2 separate regions of the Mus musculus genome follow, and region 1 is linked to region 2. Evidence: chromatin loops called from intact Hi-C (ENCODE). Cell type or tissue: heart. All regions are shown on one strand. Each heading gives the region's core, and the rest is flanking DNA. Links, peaks and the distances in the headings are about the cores only.

Region 1 (11,913 bases), core at 2,470-10,469, 260 kb after region 2:
CAGGCCCAGCTAGTGATAGTCTGCCTGAAGATCAAAGGGTCTAGTTGCCTAGGAGCTTCTGCCTCTCCCTGGGGGCCTTTTTAATCTCTGCTTTTTCAAATCATCCTTCCCACCTTTTCACCTTTGGCCTTTCTGCTTTTCAGGGTTTCCCAAAGTCATTTGATCAATGGTATGAGTTAGGTTTGGAGCTCTGAGTGTCAGACCAAACACACAGTACAGAGGATGAGGTTGTTCCAACTGTACGTTATCCCTGGCAGACCCCATGCCTAACAACTGCCCAGCACCCAGATCTGGGTCCTTTGGTTTTCCAGCCATTCCTTTTCTATCCCCCCAGCTAATTCTTCTCCTCTGTGCTCCTACTCAACTTCCTTTGCCAATTGGGATAATTGAGTAGTAGGCATCCACACTTTCATATGAACTTCTCGGGAGTTGATGAGTGGCTGGCACAGGGAGAACCAAGCCAGCCACATCAGCATGTACATATCCACCAGCCTCCCTACTCAGAACACATGTGCCAGAGAGGGTGGGGCAGGTCGTCCAGGTCCTGGGAAGACATACAACTTAAAAAACATATCTTCATGGGACTGCAGAGATAGCTCAGAGTCTAGGAGCATGGGCTGCTCTCATAGAGGACCCAGGTTTGAGTCCTAGAGCCCAAGTAGTGTCTCATGACCATCCATAACTCTGGTCTAAGAGGATTTGATGCCCTCCTCTGGCCTCCTTGGGCACTGGATGTATGTGACGCTCAGATATAAATGCAGTTAACATATAAAAAAATAAATAAACTGTCATACATATACAATAAAACAGATAAAACAAAACTAAAAATGTAAAACCCAAAAAAACAACAAAAACAAAATTAAAAAAAAAAAAACAGGTCTTCGTAACGTCTTTGAAAGGAGCGTGTGGTATTCGCCATTTTCTTATCTATTGACTAGCTGAAAAATAGAAATACTTATCTTTGCTCAGCAGGATGGACACAAGAGTGTTCAGCCAGACAAGGGTAGCAGAAACTGGCCCTGGAGAGCAGAGAGGGCTATCAGCAACACAGGAGGGGCAATCTGATTTCTCCGCCTCTCAAATTTCAAAGTTTACCTAAAGTTTGGTTCTCTTCCTGTTCTGAGTCAGTGTCTGTGTGTGTTTGTTTGTTTGTTTGTTTGTTTAAGAAAAAACATGCTACCTGCTCTGCCTCATCCCTTCCCCTGGACTCTCGAGCCTGGTACTTTGTGACTTACTAGGGCTAATATGTCTGTGCCTTAGTTGGGATTTCTATTGCTGTGAAGAGACCATGACCACTGTAACTCCTATAAAGGAAAAGATTTAACTGGGACTGTCTTACATACACGGAGGTTTAGCTGTTATCCAGGCAGAAAGCATTGCAGTGGGCAGGCAGACTTGGTGCTGGAGAGGTAACCCAGAGTTCTGCATCTGGATTGGCAGGTGGCAGGGAAAAGAGGCGGGGGGAGAGGGAGGGGAGGGGGGGAGAGGGAGGGGAGAGGGGGGAGGGGAAGGGAGAGGGGGGAGGGGAAGGGAGAGGGGGAGGGAGAGAGGGAGGGAGAGAATGGGATGGGCCTGGCTTGAATGTTTGAAACCTCAAAGTCTGTCCCCAGTGACACACCTACTCCAACAAGGCCACACCTCCTAATAGTGCCACTCCCTGGAAACCAATCATTCAAATCCACAAGGCTACAGAGGTCATTCCTATTCAAACCACCACAGTCCGCCAGACAGAAGAAAAGGCCTTGGGGTATCGATGGGTTTTTATTCTCAGATAAACTTGAGCAAGAAACCTTGAAGACTGCTGTTGCCATTGCTGTTGTTTTGATTTAAGTGGTATTGAGTTGCAATCCCCTGGTCATTTACTCGGTGAGCCCACAAGCCAGGGGCAGAGCCTGGCATTCAAGGCCGCTCCAGTTCCCAGTACACTAATGATAACTTCACGGACCCTGAATCCTTGCAGTTTCCAAACAAAACCTTGGTGCACCAATCCCAGAACTCAAGGGAAACACTTCATCATTATCCAGGCTTTGCTCAGCTGGTCCTCGCTGACTGCCAGCAATCCTCAGCTGAGCATTTCCTGCCTTAGGGCTCTCTGCCCCAGTCTCCACTCCCTGCCTTCTTTCCCCAGTCTCCCACAGGTTTACCTCCCAAGACCCTTTGCAAAGCCAGACAGTAAAGTGGACCCTGAGCTGGGCTAATTAGGGTAATATGGCAAGCTTAATAAGGACTTTCTCCAGTCACTCATATTGTGCCAGAGGCAGACAGGCTTGAGCTGTGCCAGTCCCCTGGGTTAACACCACAGCTCCTGAACGTCCCTCCGTATTATCCGCCAAAGAGCAAAAGTTGTTATCACCTCCTCTTTCAGAACACCTTGGCATAAAACCCTGGATGCAATAGGCCCATGGCCAAATTTGAATCCCTTCACTATCTCTTTCTTACATTCCAGTTTTTGTTTTGGTTTTTGGGTTTTTTTTTTTTTACATTGTATTATTGTGTTACTTATGACATGATCCTGACTTTTTACGAGAAATAATTGATCTATACAATGGGGAGCTCAGCGGTAAAGTGTTAGCCATGCAATCACACGGATCTGAGGTTGGATCGCTCACACCCCCGTGTCCCCAGACATAGTTGTAGTCCCCGCACTGAGCAGGAGCAGAGAGAAAGGAATCCCTGGGTTTGCTGGTCAGTCAGATCAGCCAATCAGTGAACTCTGGGTTTGGAGAGAGACCCTGTCTGAAAACAGAATAATTCAATGCATTCATCTACCCACCTATTGTGCATTTATTAAGTGCCCGCCTATGGGCCAGGCACAGGCACTACAGGCAAATAGTTCCTCCCTTACAGAGCTTTACAGTCTAATAGCCATAGTGATGAATTAATCGGTTAATCAATGAGCGAACAGACACGTTGCAATAAACTAAAACAACTATTTCAAGAACCCTTATCCGTGTGTCTTGTCTCCTGCCATGCTTTGGGGGTCAGGCTAGGGTAATGATGGAGGTCCTGGGTCTGACCTCTCTTCAAAGTGGAGTTCATTATCCTGCCTAATTTATAGGTGAGGAAACCGAGGCTCAGTTGCAGTGCAGCTAGCCCGGGATTTGCAAAGAGCTAGAATCTTGTCACCTTCCATCTGGATGCATTAACTACTCTCATCTTCCAAGTTCCTTCTAGATGGCCTGGATTGCCCACACTTGGTGACCAGATCCAAGTGTGGCCCAGAGCTTAAGTCCAGTCCTGTCCTAATAGGATATTCCTGGTGTCCATCACCCCTGAACCTGGAAGGAGGAGAGGGAAGAGGAAAGCAGGGGAGGCCACAGGGGAGACTGCAGGGGAGGAGCTTATCTACAGAGAGTGAATGGGCAAACGCTCCATTCAGCCCTCTTCTGCCTCAGTAAAGTTGGCCAGGAGAGGTTGGCCCAGATGTTCTCTAGTGTAAAGTCCAGCTTATCTTCAACTCAAGAATGCTCTTTAGCAACAGGTGTTTTCAATCCTGAAGGAAGGCATCCCTGGGAGAGACCAGGCTAAGAGTGGAAGGTCAGGGAGGCTAGGAGAATGGAGAAGGAAGGAAAGACAGGATGTCACCATACCTGAGGGGACAAGGCATGGGTTCTACAGCCTTGTAATTTTTCTGGCTTTGAGGAGCCTCAGCCTGGCCTCACAGTTCCAGCTGTGGGATGATGCTAACAAGATGTGTAAGAACTCAGCCCATAGGACACAAAGGCTGAGGGAGCAGAAAAGCTCTTGGGAAGAATATGACCATGTGCCTTGGCATAGCACTGCCCAAGATCCTCTGCAGACCTGAGTCTCACCGGGCGGCAGCCAACTGAGAGCAGAAGACCTGAGGCTGAAGTCCAAACAAGACAGCAAATAACTTGTGAATACTCTGGATGGCTGCAAAAGCCCCCAACCAGGGTCAGCAGTGTCTCCTTATGAGAACAAGTGAAAGCCATGCTCAAGGCTGTAAAGTTTGAAAAGCTGGAAAGCACAGGCCCAAGGCTGGGGCAAGCTGCCAGGACCTTAGACAAGTCCCCACCCCCACACCTTTCTCTCTCCTGCTTCTGCCTTTCTCATACACCCTTCGGAGCTGTTATTCACATGCCATGTAATTGGCCCATTTAAAGTGCACGATTCAAAAGGTTTTAGTCTACTATGTTATTAATTCTTTAAACTGTGGTAAAATAGATGTAACGTAAAATTTGTCATTTTAACCATTTTTAGGTGTACACTTCAGTGGCACTAATGACAAGCACAGGATTCTCACATTCTTACCGTCCCCAAACAGAGACCCAGCCCCCACTTTAAGCCAGAATCCCCACCCTATACTCCCCCCCCCCCCAGTCCTGGAAGCCTCTATTTTTTTTTACATCCTGTTTCTATGAATTTACATGTTCTAGATAATTACTAAAGCAGGATCATACAGTACTGTGTTTTGTTTACTTTTATTCTTTTGGGTTTCAGTCCAGCTGACTTCATTTTGCAAATTCTCATTGTTCATCCAAGTCACGTGTCTGAGAGCTCCTGTCCTCCAAGTCCAATATGAACTCATTTATGTTGAGTAAGTTGCACTTCAGATTCCTTTATCTGCAGTTGGATCCCATCATCTTCACTGAGAGTCCTACAAGGTGGGTAGTCCTAGTGTCTCTATTTTACAGGATGAGGCATAAGAAGTAAAAACCCTTGTCCCACAGCACAGAAGCAGATAGCAGGGCAGCCAGGACTATAGCCCTGCCCCCAGCCCTGTCTTCATGCCCTCCTTCTTTAAGCCCCTCCCTCACTCCTCCTGTTGCCCTTGTCCCCATAGCATGCACTTGCCAACTCTAGATTCTCCACGTGGGTCCCTGAGCCTCAGCCATTTTGGACCTTTATTCTTTCCAGGGTGTGGTCTCTACCTGTGGTCACCTCTTCAGGGATTCTAGGGCACCACAGGTTCAGTGGATCTGAAGTGCTTAGCTGCCCTTGCTTCCTGATGCAAAGGCTTTTGAACTCCTCAGAAGAGACATCCCTGTTACACCAGACAAGCCACAGAGGCAAGATGCAAGCTCAGCCATATGTCCTTTGTGGTCAGTCCTCAGCTTACTCTCCTGGGCCTGGATGAACATCTTCTATGATTTGAGTTGTTTCTATGGGGAGAGAAAGCAGTTGGCAGGCTTCTTCTATATACACTTTCTGATTAAATGAATGAATGAATGAATAAATAAATAAATAAATAAATAAAGCCTACCTCTGAACTGACAACATCCCAGGTCTGCACTCAGTCTATGGCCTACCCACTTCCCCCCACCCTCATTCCCAGATCTGATCAGGAACTGGCCCTTCTGTGCCTTCACCTCTGTCTGCTGTAACAATCCCCACATCCAGGGTGTTCTCAAATGTTACAGAGCCCACAAGCCCTCACTCAACCCTGTGGGGCCTAATGTGCTTTGCAATTGCTAAGGGTCCAGGTGTTTGGGACAGTGACATGATACTTTTCCCCTCTGTGTGTTCTGCCCTGTGGCGTCTGTGCAGGCTCCCTGCCATCAGGCACGTTAATACTTCTGCAGTGCAAGGCATGAATATTCACGCCAAGAGGGATAAATAAAATACTATAAATAGCCACAGCTCAGGGCAGGTTTTGCCTCCAAATGAGTTGCATAAGGACTGTCTCTTCTGGTCATGTTGCAGATAGGGAAGGCTGGTCCTGACTCAGTTATTCCTGGTTTCCTCTAAGTCACCCACTAACCCCTGTGGATTGCCACCTCTGTACTAGTGTGTGTGTGTGTGTGTGTGTGTGTGTGTGTGTGTGTGTGTGTGTGTATCCTCTGTCATGCTTGCTTAACTACAGCACAATGCACTATTTCAAGACCTTACAGACTGCCCTGAAGAGTCTCGGTTCCCTCTCACTCCAGGCCAACAGCCACTCCCTTCTGACTATGAGAACATCCAGCTTCACTGCCTCCTTTCCAAATAGGTCTGCCACTTGACAGGATCCTCCAGCCCCTCTGTCACTGCAGGGTTTACACAGATGGTGGAGTGTAGACATGTGGTAGAGTGTAGACAAGAGTTAGGAAGAATCCCTATGGGAGACCGAGGAAGATGCTTTGCCTTGGGGCGAGGGTAGGGAGTGAACTGTCTTGGGAAGCCTTCCTGGCCTTTGCCTACTTGGCAATGGAGTGTGTGTGTGTATGTGTGCGTGTGTATGTGTGTGTGTGTGTGTGTGTGTGTGTGTGTGTGTGTGTCTCACCCTTAGCATGAGACCTGAGGATGAGTTCTGAAAAATTGTTGTCCTAGGATGCCCCATGTCACTAGAGGATGGACAAGGGTAATTTGGAAGCCAGAATACATGTCACCAAAATATTGACAAGGCCAAAGCCAAGCTCTTTGCTTTTTTAAGATTTTATTCATTCATTCATTTTTAAATTTTTATGTGGATGAATGTTTGCTTTTATGTATACATGTGTATCATATATGTGCCTGCTGCCTGTTGACATGCTAAGAGGGCACCGAATCCCCTAGAACTGGGGTTATAGATGGTTATCAGTCACCGTGTGGATGCTGACAGCCTAAGAACTGAACCTATGTCCTGTGAAAGAGTAGCTAGTGTACTCAACTGCTGCGACATCTCTTCAGCCCCAACAGGACCAGTGCAAATTATAGAAAACCTTCCCATCCAAGCTTGGGGCACGGACTCTTATCTAAGCTTTTCAAGAGGCTGAGGCAGGAGGATCACAAGCCCAAGGCCTACCTGGGTAACTTAGTGGGCTACATTTTTAAAATAAAAAGGAAACTAACAAGAGTTAGGGATATGGCTCTGTGGTGTAACATTTATCCAGCACCTTAAAAGTTCTAATAGGAACAAAGAAGAGAGAAAGGGAAAAAAAAAAGTTTCACCCTCCAAGCAGGTACAGTTAAGGGAAGTCAGGCAGCAGGGAGTCCAGCCTTCCATGACTTTGAGAGCAGACAGCATCTATATCTTGGAGTAGTAGTGATACTTGAGTAAGGGAGTGTCATTTGAAGAGAATTGTCCTTTGATTTTATGATATGAGTGTGAACCTTCACTAGTCAACACTGAGTTGTACCTCCTTATTCTGCCTATGACTTGGAGATCTGGGTGTTTAAAGACCCCTTGAGACCTTTGGTAATTAGAGGCAATCTTCAGTCTGGTTGCCCTGCAAAAATGAAACCCAACTGCTGCTCTTGAAGAGATGCCAGAGCAGGTGAGAGAATGGCTGTGGCCTCCCCTCACAGACCTCAAGTACAACTAACTCCTCAGCCCAGGCTCCAGCAGTGCCCCTCCCCATGCCCAGGGCCCAGGCCCACTGTGGAAATATGATGTGCACAGGAGCAGAGAGGAGGAAAGGGGGAGATGGTTAAGACAGCAAATAAAGACAAATGGAGAGGAACAAACCCTGAGAATGCCTGGCTTCAGTTCCCTCCCCTCCCCACTTCCCCTAGAATATCAAATTATGACCTAAAATCGCTGGATACATATTTTATTATGTGTATAATTTAAAGGATTAGAGTGAGACAAAGAATTCATAAGCTGTAGTCACATTAGAAGATAAATTGTTTCCATTAATCTCGGAAGAAGGGAGGGAAGGAGAAAAATGCACAAGAGCCATAGAAAGGCCAGCAAGGAGACCCCGCTTGGGAAGGGGCACCTGGACAAGGATGCTTTCTTCTCTCCCTGCCTCAAGCAGTGCCCCACCCCTACACCAGCCTGCTTGCTCCAGAAGGCTGATCTGCAATGCAGATTCATCTCAGCTGCTTTTTGCTTCTGTTGCCAACCAAAGATGGTTTAAATAACATGTATTGTTCTGTGTGATTCCTTATGCAAATGTTTCTGGCCCGGTTGTTATTCCTGAATAATTTCCAAAGCCGGCTGTCTGGGCGGAAGAAATGGCTCACTCTCCCAGCTGTGTCAGGAGTCACCTGCCAGAGTCAAAGAACAAGAGAAGAGAGTTTTAATGGCCCCAGGCCCATGGTGGAAGACCCAGATGGCAAGCCCCACCCCTCTAACTGACGAGGTTCTAGGCTGGAGAATGCCATGTTGGGAACGAAATACAAGCAGCTAACCCAACAATGGAATTTTTACAGTAGACAGAAAGGATGCCCCAAACTGGAAGTACCACTATGCCTGCTTCACCATGGACAGCATGGGGCCATCTATCAAGGTAGATGGTGGGACTAAGCTTTGCCCTACTGTGCATGAGTGGACAAAGGACTCAAACCTCAGACTGGATGGCTGGGCTATGTAGGCATTCACTAGCTCCTGTTCCTCAGTAGAAGTTTCCTTGTTACTTCCACTCTCTCCAAGGTTTCATACGTCCTAAGATTTTCTCAAATTTGCTTGGTAGGTAGCCAAGGCTAGCCCTGAGTTCCTGATCTTCCTGCCTATACCACGTGAGTGCTGGGGTGACAGTCATGGATTGCCATTCGGGTTTATGTGGTGCTGGAGATTAGACCAAGAGCTTTGTGCATGGTGCTAAATAATGGAGAGCCGAGATGTAGAAGCTGCAACAGACCTGGGTCTGGATGTGCCTTCTGTAAGTTGCAGGGAAGCTCTTAACTCTGGGCCTCGTTGTCATCACCTGAGAAGTGAGACAAAGCAGGCACAAGATTATGTCAGGTAATATAAACAGCACTTACAACACAGAACCTAAAGAGTGAGCCCTACTCCAAAAATGTAGGTGTGTTTAATATGTATTCTAACATTCTTATTTTTAGGTTTATTTACTTACTTTATTTCTAAGTTTATTTACTTATTTATGTTGCATAATAGTCTATGTGTCTACGTGTATGATCTCAGCACTCAGGAAGTAGAGGCGGGAAGATCGGGAATTCAAGGCTTGTTTGGCTACCCAAGTGAGTTTGAGACAGTCTTGGGATACATGAGACCTGAGATAGGTGAGCTAGGGATATATGAATTCATAGTAGCATGGTCTGCTTCAGAGTTCTGAGGAAATTCTAGAAGAAATTCCGTGAGCTAGTTAGTAGAAGTGAGAAGGCTGTAAATACTGAGGAAGCTTATGTTTCTGGTGCCCCAGCCTGCACTCTATGGGACTGGCCTTGAGAGGAAAGCCTGCTTCATACCCTCAGTCTAAGCCCATTCCAGCAAGGAGCAGGAGCCAGCCTGCCTGTATGGCCTAGACATCTGTCTGCTCAAGCTTGACTCTGAAATCAAGCTGGGGAACATGTCACATGCTCTGGGGTGTCCAGGACGGCATCGGCAAGAGGCCACAATAGCAAACTCTAGAGGGAGAGGGCCAGGTATCCAGGCAGACTGAGAGCAAGGCTACCAGCTTTTCAGGGGAGTAAATCAGTGGGGCTTCTTCCAAAACCATGGGCTGGCTGGAGAGAACCTAGCAGTGTTTCCCAGAGAAAGGCTTGAAATCTAGAGATGACCCCTAACCTGGTTCATCCAAATATGCCCTCCCCTGTCTCCCCCCCCTTTCACTCTCACCTCCTTCAGTGGAGAAGACCCCTACCCTCCAAGCCAATCCCTCCCTCTGTCCCATGGGGATATGCAGAAAATTTGAGGGACAAAACTCCACTCATGGCCAGTTCCTAGGCTTGAGGCTTTCTATGCTGTGCAACAAGAAATAGATGTATTGACACAGGAGCTTCTTTTCAAAACAATATGTGGTAATTTTTTTTAAAGCTACGACCTGATTTAAAATAGGTTAAGTAAGTAACTGTGAGGTAGGATTTGAAGACAACAGAATCACTGGAAAGAGGTTTGCGAATGAGAAGCCTGCACAGAACACATGAATGAAGGCCAGACTGACTCCAAAAGCAGGACAAGACAGGCCAGGTCTGTTGTCACTTCTGATTTCACTGGCAGAGAGAGCCTGCCTGGAATCTACCACATAAATTCAAGGACTGGGTCTTCTGGTCTTACTTTTCTCTTTGCTGTTACAAAATGCTTGATACAGAACCAACTTGGGGGGTTAAAGGATGTATTTGGGCTCCTGGTTTCTAGGGATTCTAATCCATCCTGGTAGATTCAGAGCAGAGCATGTGGCAGGACTCCTTATATCTTGACTGAGCCAGGAAACAGAGAAGGGACCAATCGTGTGCCAGGCTATAACCCCTAAAGAGTCCCAAAACAGTGCCACAAGCTAGTAACTACATGTTAAACACACGTGCCTGTAGAATACATGTCACATTCAAACCAGAACACTTTCTGTAAAAACTAATATACCATGGACTGACAGGAAGATGGGCACCTATGATAATGTTGATCTCATGGTGTTGCATGTGAGGACATCCTCCTCAGAATACCTGAGGAGCCCTCTGGGACTTCCTCTCCTCTGCAGCCTCTACTGTCAATGGGCACATGGGATCTAGAGGAACATTTGACACCTCACCAGTGCACTGGACATGTCGGACATGCCCCTCAAGTGCTCCACGTATGAAGGCTTTCAGCTCTTGCTCAAAAATGCTATTCCTATGGTCCTTCATAAACTTCCCAAACCAGTAACAGGAAAGAACTGGACTCTTCCAATCCTAGCTCAGCACGTTAACTGCATTACTACCCTCCTTTGTCTGGGCCATGCAGAGATGAGCCTGGCTTCTGGGAGTAGTAGTAAGGACTAAAGAGCAGTGTGCCTAGAAAGTTCTAAGCACCATTTTTGGTGCACTGAACAGTGTAGTATAAACCCCTGCATTGGGGCTCTCCTGGAAGCTCATCTTTCATAAGCACCCCGGCCAATGGTATTATCAAGATTGGGAACCATGGCTTCCAGTTGTTAGGGTCTGTGAATCCCTGCCCTGAATCACCCTTGCCCCTCATTCCTGCAGGGTAGAAATTCATTCCTGTAGTCAGCTTAACTCCCAGCAGCTGCCCAAACCAGGTCCGTTGGAACTATGAGACACGTGAATGAATAGATCCAAGCTCTGCTGGATCGAATGGAAAATCACTGGGCTCTCTCCTGCCACCTGATTTTAGCTCCAAATTTTATAACATATATCTACATGTGTGCAAGTACACACACATACACACAGCTGAGGCAGACTCGCCTTTTATTGACATGTAAAGACATAAGCAAAGAATAAACCTCACAAAGGAAAACAGAGTCGACTGACCAGTCTTCTTCCCAATGGCGTGCTTGGTCATGACCCTACACCTGCTCTGCTCACTTCCTCAAGAAGGATAGAGGATTGGCAGAGAGCTGAAAGCCCCAGCGAGGATGAGCCAAGACTCCAGAGGGACTATGGAACCCATAAAACCAAAAGCTGCTTTTGTAGTTGTTATGGTCTTTATAATAACCCTAATAATGGTGTGATTACACCCACGCCTTTCCTTTATGATCCTCTTCTCTTTCCCCAAGAGGTGGGCGGAACCAGGGGGTCCTGGTCCTTTACTAAATTGAAACCAGGTCTTGATTCCCCCTGAGTCCTGGCAGGGATGTGGGAAAGGCTGTGATTCTGCCAGCGTTCCTAATGCACTTCCTTCATTTATCAACACATGCTCCTGAGTGCCTTGCTCATGGGGTGGATGGCTAGGGAGGCAGGGGTCAAAGCTATGATCCTATGATCGGGGTCTCGGGGACCATACGATCTCCTGAAGACCTGAGATTGTCACACATGAAATAAAAAATACCATGTAAGAGTGCAGTATAGTAACGGGGAGGGATGTGAATCTAGAGCAAACAGAACAGCTGCATCTTGTCCCTTAATCCTCCGCTTTTTCATTCATAGCATGGGGATGATAACTCCCTCACTGTGTTGCTCTGAGGACTCATTGTTATGCAGCCCCCTCCCTGTTCCATGGTGGATGCATTTCCAAGCCTACAACTACATTACAGTACCAAGCCCAAATTCTCACTACTGTTTTCCCTATACATACCCAATGCAGCCCCTTCTCCCTCTTAACTAAGCGCTTTTCACATACTGTGACTGAAACTTCGGCAGCAGTTCAAGGTGTGACGG
Region 2 (11,913 bases), core at 2,334-10,333:
TGGCTCTAGCTGCATATGTAGCAGAGGATGTCCTAGTCGGTCATCAATGGGAGGAGAGGCCCTTGATCCTGTGAAGGTTCTATGCCCCAGTATAGGGGAATTCCAGGGCCAGGAAGCAGGAGTGGGTGGGTTGGTGAGCGGTGGGGGGGGGGGGGGGGTTGGAGGGGAAACCAGGAAAGCAGATAACATTTGAAATGTAAATAAAGAAAATATCTACTTTTAAAAAGTTCAAAAGCAAACAAACATAAAACAAAGCTAAAAGAAAAGTGCCTATACAAGTAGAACTCCACACTCCTAAGTCTGCGGCTCAGGAGCTGGCTGCCAAGCCTGACAGCCTGAGCTCTGTCTGTGGGGTCCAAACAATGCAGGACAAGAACTGACAGCACTCGACATGTCTCAAGAAAAGGAGGGATTTCTCCAAGTGACAGCCGTGGAACCTGAATGCACAGAGGTTTAGATTCCTTGCCTGACAAGCAAATGACAATACAGATCTTGAATCGATATTGGTGCTATGAATTAAAGTGTATCTTCCCATAAAGGCACAGAGAAGCCCTAACCCCAGCTCTTCAGAATACGACCTTACTTAGAAATAGAGTTCCAAGGATGCCATTAAGTGAGACAAGCAGGTGTATAGGTACCTTCATCCTATGTGACTGTCTTCCATAGAAGAAGGGACACAAATGTGCAGGCACAGAGGGAAGAACACAGGAAGCCAGGGAGAAGCCAGTCAGTGATATATTTATGAATATATATATATATATACATATATATATATTCTGTAGGATATATATATTCTGATATATATATGTATATATGTATATCATATACATATATATATCAGAAGTGATATATTTAAATTCTCAAATGTGCTAGAAATTGTGGCAAACACAGATGCTTGCTAAGGCCAGGAAGGCTTCTCCCTGGGCAGGGTTAGACCCTGTTCACAGGAAGGATACTCCCTCGGCAATGTTAGAGAGCATAACCCTGTTCACACCCCTGCTTTGCATTCTCAGTCTCTAGACCTGTGAGACAATAAAACTGCTGTTGTTTCAAACCAAAACACATTTTGGTTCTTTGTTACGGCAGGCTTAGAAAATTCCTGCTAACTCTGACTGCATGGTGTTTGAAAAATGTCAGCCACATAGAAGGTTCTGAAAAACTGAGGTCTACACTAAGAAATACGTGTTATTTTATGCTCATATCACATTGTAACTCTAGGTACAAGGTCTGAGGATCTTCTATTCACAGACAACCTTGACTACTGTCAATATTTTCAGTCTCACAATAATGAGAACAACAATGAAAAGAAGTTGTCAACATTATTACTAGTCTACAGCTCCATTTTTTAAAAATGGACTGGCTTAATTTATTTTTAGCCTTTGGGGCTTATAACTAATTAGTACAGCTGAATATATATTAACTGCAAATGAACATCGCTAAATCTCCTCACAGCTCTGAGAAGGGTGCCTTGGTACTTCCTGCACAGCCAACCACATGGAAGCAGCCTGAGCTGCAATGTGCCTGCGGGTTGTTATTTCATCACCTCCCTTTCTCTGCTTCCCACTCAGTGACATTGATATTAACAAAAGTGACCTCATAGGACCTGCACGTGTGCTCTGAGATCTTTATTCCCTCTTCACAAAACCTGAGAAGTGGGCACAGTTACTCCTTGCAGAAAAAGAAAATGTTCGAACCAATATCACAAGACAGGAGCCTAGGGACAGGAGGAGGGTAAGATAATTGTCCTCAAGTCCCATCAGTCATAAATATGGAATGGGATTTGAACTTAAGTTCTGAGACTTAAGCACTAAGCCTGGGAACTGTCATTTTCTGTAAAAGTGGCTCATGGAGAGGTTCTGGAGCAAGCCTCCAGGGTAGGGGACATATGTTTGCTGTGTGTCAAGAAAATTGAGATAGTAATATCTTGTTCATTTTCATAACAGCCTAACAAACTATACCATTCCCATCTTATGAATGAGGAGTTTGAAAACTAATGAAATAGCTCGAGAAAGGGCTCTCAGCCATTTCCTCAGACTGGGGATTTTAAAGGCACATCTTTCTGATTCCATGATGGTGGGAGTGGGGCTTACACAAAACAAAACAAACAAACAACACCCCTTCCCCCAAAAACCTCAGTATTCTCCTTTCTGCTTTGGCATCCTGTTTCTCCCTCTCCCCCTCCCCTCCCCCTCTCTCTCCCCCACTCCCCCTCTTGCCTTCTCCCTCTCTCCTCCCCCTCTCCCCCTCTCCTCCCCTTCACTCCCTCTCCCCCTCTCCCTCTCTCATGTTCCCCCTCCCTTTCTTACTATCCCTCTTTTCTGTCACTAACTGAGGTGGGTTTAGAACTGTTTCCTGGTCTTTTCTGTGTTTTAGAATAATGAGATGTTTGACTTCACACTGGGACAGACATTTGATGTTCCTCAGAGGTCCAGAATTTACATGACCTAAGTGTACAGCTCTGCAAAGACGGTAAGTTACCTGGCTGTTACAATCCTGCATAAACTTCCTAGAAAAAGTAATCAGTAATAAAGCAGTGTCCACCCAGCCCTGTGTGTCCTAGGATGTGGTAAGCATAGCATTGGGAGAATATGGAAGGGACAGTCACCCAAGGCAGAAGGGCTTTTCAAAATGGTCTCTGAAGGACAACTCATGACAGCCTAGAAGAGAGTTGAATATTGTGTGGGAGTCTATTTACAGTCATGGGGATCCCCATTTAGAGACACTGAATGCTCTATGTACACTGTCTTGCCCTTTCACTCTGTTTTGCTTTTGATCTTTCTGCCCCCCCCTTTTTTTTTTGCCTTGACATATTACCTCATCATTTGTTCCTGCCTGCTGCCTTCAGCATACAGGCAGCCCTGTGCATAACCCCACTTAGTGAATCTAATGTGGAAAAAGTGACTGTTTTGACTAAAGTAATCTAGCAGCATAGTGAGACTCACAGAGCCACAGGATGCTAGTCACGTCAGTTAAGGGCTGAGGGTCACCTACTTGGGATGGTCTTTAAATAATGGGATAAAGCTTGTGGCTGACACAATGTGAAACTCTTCTGCCATCACACCTGGCAAGGAGATCACAGTCCTCTGGATTGCGGTGGCGGGTATACAGCAGCCCCATCCTTACGCAGCAAATTTACTCTAAGTAATGAAACACACGCAGCATCGTCCCTTGGTATTCTACAGCTTTGTGGGAAGTAATATACAGCTCTTTATTTTCTCAAACATTTTATCCTGACATTTATTTTACAACCAAATATCAAAGACTTATTTCTCTACAAAGCCTGCATTACGTCGACATGATTTTTCCTTCAAGAAAATGTACCTATAAACAAATCATTGAATGAAAACAGAAAATGTTCCAGGTCCCCAATTCAGCTTAGAAGATTACCACAAAACCTCAGCTCACACAATCACAGGCTTAGAATGACTCACAGAAGGTAGATTCTGATTCTCGACATTCATTGAATTCAGAAATACAGAAGAGAATGATAGAAAGGGGGCTGTGATATAGGTCTCCTGTATGCTAAGAGATCACTCTGCCACTGCACTACACCTCCAGCTAGATCTGCTCGCCTGGCTAGATAGATGAGTGCCCTGGAGTAAATTACAACATCCTCTTAGCCAAAGTTCACTCCTTTGTAAAATGGAAAAGCCTATTTTCATTAACATAAAATACTGTCCACTAAAGAATATACTAATTGGTCAGAGGGTAGCAGTTCTGCATGGGACAGAACAGATCTTTCCTTCTTCTTCACGCACCTACTATTGGTCCCTGAGATAACTGCTAATAATATAAAGGCTCCCTAACACAGACTCTGAAATGCACAATTTTATAGACAACTCATTTCTACAAATGAATGGACTGGGTCTTCAGAGTAATAAAATTATTTAATAAAGTAACACAACCTATGTAAACAGAAATGGGCTCAAATCCAAGCTCCTCTTTTTCCTGGGCCTGGTGCCTTTCCCATCAGCCCCCAGTAAGGCTTTCCTGAAGAACAACTCTCAGCACAGTGCCAGGTCAGTTCTTGCCATTTACCTATAGTGATACAGATGTGTAAAAGTCCAAGAACACAATTCAACTAAGGTTGATGGCTTCCCCTAGGAGTGGCTGTTCTGTGTCTCTTAGCGTGGGGTAGTTCTGTTCCAAGAGCTACTTTCTAATTCAATGATATCAGTGGCCAAGTCTACAGCTATCAACTAGAGTTGGAGCAATGACTGGTGGCACTCTGCCACCAAAAAGCTGTTCCACACACGCCAATTTTGTCCCAAATCATAGATCCCTGACTTCCAGTTCCAGTTCACTGAGCAAAGCGAGCCAATGTGGGACATTGTTTTACTTTTCTTCGATTTCTCCCAACTTAAGAAAGAGTTTAGGCAGAGAAGGAAAAGGAGTGGGGAAAGATACATGAGCAGTTATAAAACTATACACAGAAACTCTGGGAAATAGAGTTGGAAAAGCTTTCCAACCATTCACCAAAGCTCTCTCTCACCCATTCATCTGGTGCTTACCTGACATTCTGGGCACCATTTCTGTATTGATTTTTGTGTGTGGTGTATGAAAGTATACATGATAATGTGTGTAGATCTGTGTAGATAGCTGAGTGTACATGACGGTTGTGTGTGCCCATGCATGCCTGTGGAGACCAGCAGTTGACCTCGAGTTTTCTCAGTCTCCACCTTATTTTTTGATACAGAGTCTCTCTCTGAACCTTTGATTCTGTAAAATTAACTGGCTTGCAAGCTCCTGGGATTCCCCATGCTTCTGGCCTCCCCAGAGATAAGAGAGCCTGACTTTTATACAGGCACTAGGGATCCAATCTCTGGCCCTCCTGCATGTACAGCAAGCATTTTTATGGACCAAGCTGTCTCCTTGGCCCTAGACACTCTTTGATAAACAAAAAATATTTTAAAAATATGCATAAAATACTATAAAATATCTAAAAAATAAAATTTCAAAAGATAAAATAATAAGAGATCCATATTTTTGGTGGTATTCAGATTTGAACCTAGGGCCTCATGCATTTAAGGCAAGCACTCTGCCAACTGAGCTACATCCTCAGGCCAGAAACTATGTTTCATATTTTTTTCCATTTTTATTTTGAACATCAGTATGACAATATGTCACAGTTTCCATCTTTACTTAAAATTTGAAGACTTTTATTAATAATATTCAAATTGTATGCTAAAATTTTGTAAAGACTGTAGATTTGAGGTGCTCTTACTGGGGACACACACGCACACACACAAGTTAACCAGAAGGGGCAACCATTGTGTTAATTTAATATCTACAGTAATCACTTTATTTTTGTATGAATATCAAATATCCAGTTGTGTAGCTTAAGTCTGAAAAGGGAAACAAAATGTTGATATTTTAGTCAAAATGGGTTTTATAATAATTTTTATTATTTTAAAGAAAACATTCAATATAGTACTACATAAATTATATATATATATATATATATATATATATATATATATACACACACACACAAATATAATTTCTCAGGGTGTTCTCAGTACAGTAGGAAACAGGCAAACAACTAATTGAAATGAAATTATTCCTGTAATAAAGCTATGCAAAGGACAGTGATGGCACAGAGAGGGAGGTTGAGATATACTGTTGACAAGGCAGAAAGCAAGTGTGTTCTAGGCTAAAGCAAAGGATGTTCAAGGCCAGAGGAAGTCATGGGCTGGGCGTAGGAGAACCCGCCGAGAGCCTGAGCTGTCATTCTGACTTTGGGGAGTACATAGTGAAAGCCAAGCAAGTGATGCCAGGTAATGAGCCTGGAGAAGTGGTCAGACGCCAGGGGCTGCAGATGCAGATACTTCGCATTTTACTGTGTGTCCTGCTCTAAGGACCCCCTGCCAAGCATTAGTCATAACCTATGCTTGTAGAAACTCTTCATATCTACAGAAGACAGAGCATTTCATACAGAAAAGGAGTAAAATCTGACACGGAGACAAAGCTTAAGAGGACAGCGAGTTCCGGGAAGATGAAGACAATCATTGTGGACTACTGAGGGGACGTCACGGTGAAGGCATCCTGTATGGCTGGCACTAAGGAAGTTAGTAAAGATCCAAGACTCTGTATCTTCCGGTCCCTCCGGACCTGCTGCACGCGTCACTGCACGCATCACCGTGACTAAATAGCCTCCATTCACTTCTCCTTATGAATGCAGCCGGGGAACCAGCTGAGGAGGACGCATCCTCGCGGGCCTAGCCTGGATAGCAGCCAGGCCTCTGTGTCCCTGGAACATAATCGCAGCTGACTTGCCTTGCCGGATGAGCACAGCAAAGAGTTATAAATAAAAGCTGCAACAAGCCCCTCCCAGGACTGCTGTGGGATTAATAAGCCCTAGAGACCTGGCACTTCAAACCCCGCAGAAACCGGCACTTCAACTGCTATTATGAGAAGGCTCCCAGCTACGGCTCCTTCAGCACATGCTGCTAGATAATCTTTCTCCAACTATTGCTGGAAGCCATCAATCACCCAGTGCCTGTCTCCTAACCCACAGCCTGAAATGGATTGTAGGGACGAAGCTACAAGAACAGTATGGGGTAGGATGTGAAGGGGGCAAAAGATGGCCAGATGGCTGAGGTCCTTTTGCAGGGTAGAGAGAAGCTAGCATATAGAGTCAAATGATGTGTGTTTGAACCTCAGTTTCTCCACTTACTGGTTCTGTGAATCCAGGAGGCTTGAGAAAGGATTATTGATACTCTCATTCTCCAACTGGGTACATGATAGAATGTGCTTCTCCGCCCCATTTTGGAGTCGGTTGTGACCATGTGACTTGCTTTGGCCACTTAATACGAAGAGATGAGAATTAGAAATAAGAGTTTCAAAAAACAAGTGCAATACTCACCTCCCCCATGCCCTGCTTCAGAAGCAGTGGGGCAAACATCTGTAAATTGTGACTTAGCCTGGGATTTAAAGTTACAAGGATTAAGCAGAGGCCTCTGTTAGACTGCTTCCAACGTGTTAAGAAACTCGTGTGGCTGGAAGGTTGTGAGATTTGCTCTGTGATCCTGAGTGGGGCAAGTTAAGACACATGATCTCCTCATTTCTTCATGCACCAACTCACACTGGCTAATTAGCACGTATTAGGTCCACAACTACTCAGTGAGTGCCAGCTCTGGCAATGATCATCATTATTATATTTATATACGGTTTCATCTTATGTCTTATCTCTAGTTTCTGAGTCTCTGTTCCACTTATTATCTGTGTTAGACTAAGCCCTATGCTACTCTCTAAGGATGGTTCCAGTCGAAGTTGTAAGTTGTAAGTTACAAACAGGAGTGACTGTTATACAGTGGTTTTGTGACACACACACATAGCCGTTCCTGTGCCTCAGTCCTAGGTGTTGGGCCTCTGACAACTGCCTGGAGTTGTACACCTCCCCCATGTCATGCCCCAGAAATGAGAACTGTATTCTCATGCCATTTCCAATGTTTCCAGTGATAACCTTCATAATAACTCAAGTTTACAACTGGTTGTCACATAGCTGAGGTTTAGGCCTCTGTCCCCGTACTGGGCCCTTACTTTCTGGTCTTGTGTCCCTGGTGGAAACTGCCTACCTATAGAGGTAGGCACTGCTCATGCTCTGGGCACTCTGTGACTGTGGCATCTCTGTTTTGTCTCCTCCAGCAGTTTTCATTGAAAGCTGATGCTGTCTTTCACCTGATATCTTTTCCAGAGTATGTGAAAGAACTAAGACATGTTCATGCTCGCATCACTTGGCATGCAATAGATGCTCAGAAAACACTGGGTATACCATGAATGATGTCATAGACTCACTGACCCTTAGTGTCAAAAATGATATTAAGTCCTGTCTTTTTTGGAGCAAAAGAAAAAAAAATACCCTGAAGTCTTGAGTCACATAATCTCTTTAAATATAGAGCCAGTAACCAGGGTACTGGCTAGCTCTGAACTTCCACCCTAGCCCAGCTCAAAGAAGACAAAGAGAAAATTCATTTTCATGCCAGAGTAACGAAAAAAAATCCTCCTAAGGTAATCCACTGAGAAGATTCTGCATAAAGTCTTTTCCTTTTTAAAAAGGAAAACCATAAACTGAAAAGAAGACAGTATGACAAGGGAGGAAATAGTTTTCTCTTGTTTATGCTTGATTATGTCAATGTATTAAATTATACCAGGGAAAATATTCTTGGGTAAACACAGCAGTAGGTAAAAAAGAACATGCACCCAATTTTCTTCTTTTCTCTAAGAGGTACAAGGAACAAAAAGAGCCTGTCTGCATCTGTAGCGAGTTATCTGGTGCTGGGCTGCGCAGGGCCTCTGTCTTCATCAGCCTGCAGAGGTGCTCCTGTCCGCATCTGTTCAGGTGCTTGGTTAGTTGCTTAGCTCCCCTGAGTTCACTCTCCATCTCTTCCATGAGCAGCCAGCACGTCCTTGCATGGATTCACAGCTCTTTCTTGCTCTGCTGGAGCAGGGTAGGGCTTCCCTTTTTTTCTGGCACCAGTTCCCCATATCCTCCCCATATAACCAGACTCTACAAATATCTTGCTTTCTGCCCTGCACCCAGTAACTGCTCGGGCTCACGAAGGCTACCTCCTCTGATATCTACACGCAGTCTGCAGGCATGAACATGAACCTAATGGCGTAGTTCTCAGATAAACATACAGACGCATCTCCAACCTCCTCATTCACATTCACAACGCCATCTAAAGCACGGCCCGCACTGAGTCAGTTAGTAGAGAAACAGAAAAGTCAATGAGAGTGTAGACTACTCCAAGACAATTCAAGCCAACAGTTTACACTACTGCAGGCAGCAACAAAGTAGAGGCTTCTCTTGTATGTAGTTGTTTGAGAGTCACCAAGTAGCTTTGGCAAATAATATCTTCCAAAAAAAAATGTCTAGAGAGGGTTCTGGGAAGATGTTTCAATTAACTAAGCACTCTTGTCATACAAGCATGAGGACCTGAATTTGAAGACCCAGCACCCACATAAAAAGCTGGTTGTTGGTGGCATATATCTATAACCCCCAGTGCTGAGGGAATGGAGACAAGAGAATCCCCAAAGCCCACTGGCCAGGAAGGCTAGTCGAATTAACAGCTTCCAGGTATGATGAGAAACCCTGCCTTAAACAGAAGGGTGGGGACAGATCTATGAAGTAGCCTGATGCTGACCTCTACCTTAAATACACATACATATAGTGCACATGTACATATATGCAATGAACAAACACACACACACAAACATGTATATAACATACAAACATGTATATAATATACACTACTATAATAGTAGCACACACACAGACACAGACACACACACAAACACACAGACACACACACACACCAGTCTAAGGGCAGAAGCACAGCACCTCTGTCAATCTGTTTTAGCTGACAGAATTTAGGGACTCACACAATTTGATAGGTTTTCAGTCCTCTCATCCCATAAGCCTCTCTTAAAAATCAATGAAATTACAACTCAAAGAGCCCGTCCCTCACAGACCCTGTCTGTGGCCAGCTCAGAGTACTCGTCAGCTTGTGTCCTCCACTGTTTGTCTGAGCAGAGGAGACGCACATGGGTGTCTTGTGCATGACAAGTAGGGCCCTGGATCATTTGTTTTCTCTATGCTAGGAAACCATTCTTAGCTCCCATCCACAGCGCCCATGTCCTCCCAGACAGATGAGGCATGGGCAGAATATTTCTCACTGATGGTTCAGAGCCCGGGAATGGCAGTGGGCTGATCTCCTTTTACGACACTTTAATTCTGTAGTAACCATTCATCTATACAGCCACCTGGGAGATCTCAGGAGGGACAGCAAGAGAGGGGCCATCCTCTTCTCAGATAACCCTCGGGGATTCTACTTTATATCTCTTGCAAGACTTCCAATTCCTGGTGTGAATTCTGTTATCTTCCCTCAGCTCCTCAAGCCCTGTGCAGAGTTTCTAAAGAAACTGAAAAATTGATCGTGCCGACTAGATAATGTAATTGTCTGGAGTTTTCCTAGTAGAGATGCTATCCTGGAGCCTTGGAGAATTCTGTCTCTTTGACTATTTTTCCCTACTTCTGTCAATCTACCTAACCAGCTATGTGAAGGCAAAGGGCTTCCTGGATGCTCTTACATCTTTCTGACTGTTAGTCTTTGCTCTTCCATCAGGTAAGCTTTCCCCTTTGCCTTTACGTTTCTGGTTGTCCCCCGTGATTCAACCTTCCCACTATCACTAAAAGTCTCTCTTACACTTCAACTTCTAGCTCCTGTGCTGCTTTGAATCCACTTCCTTTGTATTTAATCATGTGTTACATTGCATTGCTATCTGTTTCAAGTTTATAGTATTAGTCGTCCCTGGGAGATAAATACTCTCTTAGGACAAAGAATCATTACTGAGAATAGATATTTGGTGATTGCCCGAGAGTGGTAGGGAATAAGTCAGTTAGAGAAAATACAAAGAAAAGCCACAGAATCACTGAAGATTAAAGCTATAAGGAGCTTGAAGGTTGTCTAGGGTATTTCATTTTACAAATGAGATGTACGAGCCAACTCGAGAGTCTTTCACGTGTATACAACCAAGCCAATGATGAAAATGAAAGGAGCAGTGAGCCCCGTGTCAGAGCTTTCTTCTGTGTCCCATGTTTGGCCTCTACAGGAGCTCAGCATCACAGATCTCTTCCTAAAGTGAGGTGAATGGAGAAGATTGAGTTCTCAGATGCAGGTGCTGCACAGACTTCGAGGCCTGAGCAACTGTTTCCCCTCTCAGCCCCTTTGAAGCATAGCCTCTGATTGGCTTCTTTTGACTTCCTTTCTGTCTTCAGCATCCTTTCCTTATTCAGGGTTTCACTTTTCACAGTTTCAGTTATCTGAGGTCAATGCAGGCAAAAATCGTTCCATGAAAACTTCCAAAACAAAATAATAGCTTATGAGTAGAAGTTTACACTATTTTGAATAGCATGATGAAATCTTGAATTCTCTCCTCTGTACTTTATAAAATTTTTAAAGTTAAAATAATTATGTTTAGCCACTTCTCTTCCCCCCTCCAACCTTTACTATGCACCACTGCTTGCTCTCAAATTCATGGGCTCTATTTCTTTAATTGTGCTACATTTTTGTATGTGTGAATATATGTACAAAAACAACCCATTCTGTCTGCATAACATTACCTGTATGCATATGATTTCTGTGTTGACCACTTGGTATTAGATAACCAATTTGGGGCCTCTTTTCCAAGGACACAATTTTTTTCTGCACTTAGCATTTCTAAGGAACCTGTAGTTCCTGTCTAGGGTTAAGGCCTGATGAGAAGAATCAGAGCAGAGAACATTTACTGTGAGATTTTTGTCTCCTAAAAAATATCAGAGAAGCTACACCCATGAAATCTCATCAACATGGCTGCCTCATCAAGACCTGAACAAGGACAATAGTGGTGTACCAATAGACATGCTCACACAGAAGAGGGTAACCTCTTTCCTTCTTGGAATTCAAACCATCCATATGGATATATATGTATATGTATGTGTATATATATATATATGTATATATATATACATATATATATATGTGTGTGTGTGTGTATATATATATATATATATAGAGAGAGAGGTGTGTGTATATATATATATATATATATATATTTATCCTATTAATCATTTAGTAAACACCTTAGTTATCAGAGCCACTACCAACCATGTTAGCAAAGTACTTAATAAGAGACCTAAAACTCAAGGGTAATGATGCTGGCATCTGGTTATGACAAATGGAAGTTGTAAAATTATAAAGCTCTACAGTTGGAACAGCATATAATACATACAGTGTTTATTACTATGTATGGTTTTAGGCATCCTATGGAGGTCTTAGGATGCATACCTCCTACTAGTGTGTCATAATCCTTCAAAATTATCAGGAAGGATTGGGTTGAAGTGAATAAGGCAAGAGAGACAGTCTATAAAAC

What was found. Hi-C counts contacts between places; a loop is a spot of excess contacts. Peaks named below come from ENCODE experiments on the same cell type or tissue, not always from the same donor. Only the 100,000 strongest peaks of a DNase experiment are listed, where the experiment ranks them.
Region 1: a loop joins it to region 2, with 2.0 times the contacts of the local background. A loop is called at or near these places in 2 of 42 quality-filtered maps.

What each region holds. Positions count from the first base shown.
Region 1 is chr1:159,409,469-159,421,381 of GRCm38, reverse strand. No RefSeq gene overlaps it. Among named protein-coding and RNA genes, the nearest start is that of Mir1843b, 75 kb to the right of the region's middle. In heart, for the core only: no CTCF peak of the experiment used is centred there; a DNase peak (open chromatin) is centred at 5,541.
Region 2 is chr1:159,665,293-159,677,205 of GRCm38, reverse strand. All of the region lies in intron 1 of Tnr (tenascin R), which reads right to left. Among named protein-coding and RNA genes, the nearest start is that of Gm31348, 110 kb to the left of the region's middle. In heart, for the core only: no CTCF peak of the experiment used is centred there; a DNase peak (open chromatin) is centred at 6,265; H3K27me3 peaks cover 328 bases.